Regions from separate parts of the Homo sapiens genome. Here region 2 is linked to region 1. A link is an interaction called in ENCODE POLR2A ChIA-PET data of the cell type or tissue named here. Cell type or tissue: HepG2. All regions are shown on one strand. Links, peaks and the distances in the headings refer to the core of each region. The heading gives the core; the rest is flanking DNA. Region 1 overlaps BRAF (B-Raf proto-oncogene, serine/threonine kinase). Region 2 overlaps LOC105375536 (a long non-coding RNA gene).

Evidence for each region. ChIA-PET counts read pairs that join two places held together with the same protein. Peaks named below come from ENCODE experiments on the same cell type or tissue, not always from the same donor. Only the 100,000 strongest peaks of a DNase experiment are listed, where the experiment ranks them.
Region 2: POLR2A ChIA-PET joins it to region 1 with 9 read pairs; 6 of 35 experiments call an interaction of 5 or more read pairs at or near these places.

The regions. Positions count from the first base shown.
Region 1 is chr7:140,911,636-140,914,556 of GRCh38, forward strand. All of the region lies in intron 1 of BRAF (B-Raf proto-oncogene, serine/threonine kinase), which reads right to left. Among named protein-coding and RNA genes, the nearest start is that of BRAF, 12 kb to the right of the region's middle. In HepG2, for the core only: no CTCF peak of the experiment used is centred there; a DNase peak (open chromatin) is centred at 1,656; H3K4me3 peaks cover 1,118 bases.
Region 2 is chr7:140,971,335-140,974,255 of GRCh38, forward strand. All of the region lies in intron 3 of LOC105375536 (a long non-coding RNA gene), which reads left to right. Among named protein-coding and RNA genes, the nearest start is that of MRPS33, 42 kb to the right of the region's middle. In HepG2, for the core only: no CTCF peak of the experiment used is centred there; a DNase peak (open chromatin) is centred at 1,857; H3K4me3 peaks cover 1,222 bases.

The sequences.
Region 1 (2,921 bases), core at 113-2,612:
GGAAAAACATGAGCAAAGACAAGTCAAATTTGGAGAGTGTTTGAAAGAAAGTAATGATGAGATTATGTTATTCTACATAGAAAAACCAGTAAGTATTTGATACAGAAAAGATGAAGAAAATTTTTTTAAAAGAAAAGCAGTTACCAGACCACTCCAAATTTAGCCTACATTCATGGCAGGATAGTGGCAGGTACTTCATTAAGGAGTAATAAATTCATGTTCTATTTCCCAATGATTCCATGTTTGAGTCCAAATGAAAATGACTCATATTGAGTGTTTAAATTGCCTGGGCAAGTTACATTTAACTCTGATCTGAAGATCAGTACCAAAAAGTTAGGAGACTCATAATGCTGTCTAGACAACTCATAAAATAACTTAATATTGCCATTAGCCTATAGTCCTGGCTACTCGGGAAGCTGAGGTGAGAAAATCACTTGAGCCCAGGAGTTGGAGGCTGCAGTGAGCTATGACTGTGCCACTGCACCCCAGCCTGGGTAGCAGAGTGAGACCCCCATCTCTTAAAGGAAAAAAAATTGCCCATTAATTTTACTATTTGTCTCCAGTTCATTTATGCTCCCATACTGCTGCGGAGCTACTTTCACATATCCCCAATCCTCATTCTCGGCTGATAACCTCAAGTCTTACTTCACTGAAAAAAACCAAAGCAACTGCAACAGAACGTGTACAGACTCCACCAATCACGTCGACCTTCCTAGCAGCATTTCTAACCACATACTCTGCTTAATGGCCTATTATCATAAAGTATAGATGCTCCTATAGAAAGCCAATCCTTCCTATTTATACACTAAATCCCTTTCCCTCTTACCTCTTCTAAGACAGTGCTTCAGCAATTCTTCTCTCTCCCTCCTGAAACGTTTTACTCTCTAATGGCTCATTCCTATCATCATACGCTCTTCTTTTTCTTATCATTAAAAATTTATTGACCCCACTTTCCTCACTAGCTCTGGCCCCATTTCTCTGTTCCCCTTTACAGGATAATTCCTCACCATCTTTACTTCCCCTCCTCTTCTCTCTTAAAATCACTTCAATCAAAACATCTCCTTCAATATTTCACCTAATTTTTGTATTTTTAGTAGAGACAGGGTTTCACCATGTTGGTCAGGCTGGTCTCGAACTCCTCACCTCGGGTGATCTGCCCGCCTCGGCCTCCCAAAGTGCTGGGATTACAGGCGTGAGCCACCAAGCCCCGATGAATCTACTTTCAAAACATCCAAAATCTGACTACTTCTCAGTATTTCTGCTATCACCAATATGGCCTAGATAACTGAAAGAGATCCTTCCCTAATCCCCTAGTCTCTACCTTGCCCCAGCAACTTTGGCCTCCTGCTGTTTCTTAAATAGGCAAGGCACATTCCCGACACAGAATCTTTGAACTAATTGGTTTATCTGAAATGCCTCCTCCTCCTTTCTCAAATTTTTGTTCAAATACCCCCTTCTCAAGTGAGGCCTACCCTGACCTCCCTATTTAAATTGCTACCTACCCCCATCCCAGCCCTAAACTGTTTAACTTTCATTGCTCCACAGCACTTATTACCTTTGAACATACTACATAATTTCCTTTCTGTATGTCTAAGGTTTCTCAGCCCCATCCCCCAATACACACACACCCCTCCACTGGACAGCAGCTACATAAGGGTAGAGACCTTTGTTTTGTTTTCAAGTGTACTACTAAGCACCTAGATCACTACCTGGCATATAGTAGGCACTCAAATATTTACTGAATACATGAATACCTGTTGCCCTAAGAAATGACTCAATACAAAAGTCACCAATGTAGTTTTGGATGAATGACAAAGCAAATGTTAATCACAGCTTTTTTTTTTTTTTTTTTTTTTTTTTTTTTGTGAGACAGAGTCTCGCTCTGTAGCCAGGCTGGAGTGCAGTGGCGCGATCTTGGCTCACTGCAACCTCCGACTCCCTGATTGAAGCGATTCTCTTGCCTCAGCCTCCAGAGTAGCTGGGATTACAGGCACATGCCACCAGGCCCAGCTAATTTTTTGTATATTTAGTAGAGACGGGGTTTCACCATGTTGGCCAGGATGGTCTCAATCTCCTGACCTCATGATCCACCCGCCAGGGCCTTTCAAAGTGCTGGGATTACAGGCGTGAGCCACTGCGCCCGGCCAACCACAGCTTTTAAATACCAAAACACAAGTCATAATTACCAGTTTTCCTATAAATGGAACAGTCTTTCTACTGTTATTAAGAAAGCTTACCTCTTTCCCATGAATTGCTTACTGAACACATGAATCAGTATGTTGCCACTTCATGTTTCTTTAATTAAATAATGTTTTAAAGTAACATTAATAGAATGTAGTTAACACTGAAACAGTTCTAGGACAATCATCAGTCAGTCCCACATTAAGAACTGCCAAAAGTGTTAACTAGAGCCCTGTGCTAAGCATATTGAACATTCAAAACAAAAAAAAGAACAAAGATTTCTGAAAGGAAATTTTTACATACATAGTATTTATCTTTTGTCTTAAAAATCAACAGAAAACACTACTATAATTTTGTGAAGGCTTTTACATATTCATCATTTCACTTTATTTTCATAGCACTCCTATGATCTACTTAACACATATGGCCTACTAGAAGTTCAGTGCATACCATAAGGAGGGGGAGGAGGATCAAGAGATGCCAGTGAAAGGCAAGCATTCAACTGAGTTCTCATGTATAATGAAACTTATTTGAGATTGTGTGACTTACTGTTAGTATGAGAAGGCATGTGCAGGAAGAATATGAGTGGAATATCATCAGTGTTAGAGGCAATCCTGCAAAAACTAAAGGGAGATGAACATTTTCTGTGGCTCTAGAATAGGAATATAAAGACCACTCTGAATCATAATCTCTTCCCTATTTGATGTTCTCTGACACTATTCCCATGGAAGTATATATTA
Region 2 (2,921 bases), core at 311-2,810, 60 kb after region 1:
AGGCTGAGGTGGGCGGATCACAAGGTCAGGAGTTCGAGACCAGCCTGACCAACATGGTGAAACCCCATCTCTACTAAAAATACAAAAATTAGCTTGGCGTGGTGGTGCGCGCCTGTAATCCCAGCTACTCAGGAGGCTGAGGCAGGAGAATTGCTTGAACCCGGGAGGTAGAGGTTGCAGTGAGCCGAGATCACGCCACTACACTCCAGCCTGGGTGACACAGCAAGACTCTGTCTCAAGAAAAAAAAAAACAAAAAAAAACCACAACACACCAGAAACTTTTAAGGTTTATTGATTGTCCTTGAAATAAAATTTTGACAGGGCAACTACCTTTGGCTGCCCAATTCCAGGGGCCACCATTCACAAAAACTACAATATTAAAGGCACACCATGGTATGCAGAGAATAACCAACATGAATGCCCTTGGTAGCCCTGATGCTTGGCCTGCAGAAACAGAACAACAGCAAGGACAGCACAACGAGGATGATCATTGTCAACATTCTATAGCACTTTTCTGTTTATACAGTACTTAACTAGAGTGTCTTATTGCCCATCTAACCAATGAAGTTACTATGGCTCTCCTCCAAGCTCCCCCCATCTTTTTTTTTTTTTTGAGAACAGAGTCTTACTCTGTCACCCAGGCTGGAGTGCAGTGGTGTGATCTCAGCTCACTGCAACCTCTACCTCCTGGGTTCAAGTGATTCTCCTGCCTTAGCCTCCCAAGTGGCTGGGATTACAAGTGAGCACGACCATGCCCAGCTAGTTTTTGTATTTTTAGTAGAGACGGGGTTTCTCCATGTTGGCTAGGCTGGTCGCAAACTCCTGACCTCAAGTGATCTGCTCACATTGGCCTCCCAAAGTGCTGGTATTACAGGTGTGAGCCACCACACCCAGTCTTCCCCCCATCTTTATCGATGTATAATTGACAAACAAAAATTGTATGTATTTAAGATGTACAGGTTGCTGTTTTGATATATGTATACGTTGTGAAATAATCATCACAATCAAGCTAATTAATACCTATCATCTCACATAGTTACTATTTTATTTGTGTGAGTGTGTGGTGAGAACACTTAAAATCTCCCTTCTTAGCAAATTTCGAGTATACAAGATAGTATGTTAACTATAGTCACATTGCTGTGTATTAGGTCTACAGAGCGTATTCATCCTGCATAAGTGAAACTTTGTACCCCTTGATCAATATCTCCCCATTTCCCCTCCCCCAGCTGCAGGCAACCACCATTCTACTTTCTGCTTCTGTGAGTTTGTCTATTTTAGATTCCACTTTCCTCCTTGTTAAGCACAGTTCCTGGGTTCTGTGAGCTTGAAGATGATGAATAAAGAAGGAAAACAGCAGGAAAGTAGGGCCAGCAGTAAAGCATTCACCTCATGCAAAATTTAAGGGGGCTCAGAATCAAGATAAAGATTAATGCAATTTTTTTTTGAGACAGGGTCTTGCTCTGTCACCCAGGCTGGAGGGCAGTGGCACAATCACTGCTCACTGTAGTCTCGACCTCTCAGGCTCAAGCAATCCTCCCAGGTAAGCCTCCTGAGCAGCTGGGACTACAGGCATGCACCATCATGCCCAGCTAAATTTTTTTTTGTATTTTTTTTTGTGGAGATAGGGTTTCACTATGTTGCCCAGGCTGGTCTCTAATTCCTGGGCTCAAGTGATCACCCCCCTCGGTCTCCCAAAGTGCTGGGATTACAGGAATGAGCCACTGCTCCTGGCCCTGCAATATTTTTCTTTAAGTCTAAATGCAAAACATCCAGGATGAACTGAATACCAAAAATGTAAACAAAGAAAGGCTGTCTGTTTTTGTTTGTTCTATGACCTTGAGTTATTGCTCAATGGGATCAGTGTTTCTGATCAGCCTGAGGTTCACGGGCTATAGGGCCATGGTGTCCCTTGATGGGTGGGTTTATGAAGATTTACGACGGCATGTGAACAGATTGGGCAAGCTGGGACATTATGTGTAATCACGGTTTTTTATTGGAGAGCCTTTATTAACTTTTCCACTTGGTTCACAATATGGGAGGGTATTTTGGTAAGTGTGTATATAGGGGCATAGATTTCCCTGTTGCCTCGGGCTCCAATAGGGCTTGGCATGGTACTGCAGGAAAGTTCTTATTTTACTGGTATGCTTGGAAAATGGCTTCACAACTCAGGGTCTGGCAGGGGTTTAAAGCTGACTTTTTCTCTCCTGGGACTCTTCTTGGGTGGTTCTCTAGAGGCTGTCCCTGGAACATTTGGCTGCATTTCCTGTGATGTGGGTGAAAGTAGTGATTCGACAGGTTGGTCAATTCTCTCTCTGGTTTTTCAGAAGTTTGCGCCATAGACTCTTGTCTTCTGATGTCCCCTCATTCTTTCTTGTGGTTCCCTGGGGCAGGATTTAAAATGGCAATCTGGCTCTCCACTGAGAGGGCTCAGTGAGCCTTAAAAACACTTACACATCCTTTGCTCTGACGCTGTAGGAGCACAGGCCACCTGCCCTTCACTCCCTTGTCTTTATCCTGCTTCTGCATGTAATGCCAGCCTGAAGTCTCTGGCTTCAGGACTTTCCAAATGGGAGTCAGGCACCAATCCACTCACTTGATGTAAAGGGAGAAGGGCCCTCCACTACTCCCCTGAGGTGGGCAGAGAGACAATCACAGAATCATATTCTGCAGGTACATGTACCACAAATTCTTCTCCTTTTAAAAACAATTTGCTTCCTTTATGCTCTCAATATAGGTCAAGGGTTGTTATGAGCCATGTTACCAGTTTTCAGGTATCTACTTTAAGACTCCTTTAGGATGGTTTGTCTCAAAACTCATTTTGGTATCTAATATCTAGAGCCTTGGGGTCTCAGCTGAAAATTCCATTTAAATATTTTGCTAAGTTTCACTTTTCTCTAAAGATTTGAACATGGTGAAATAAA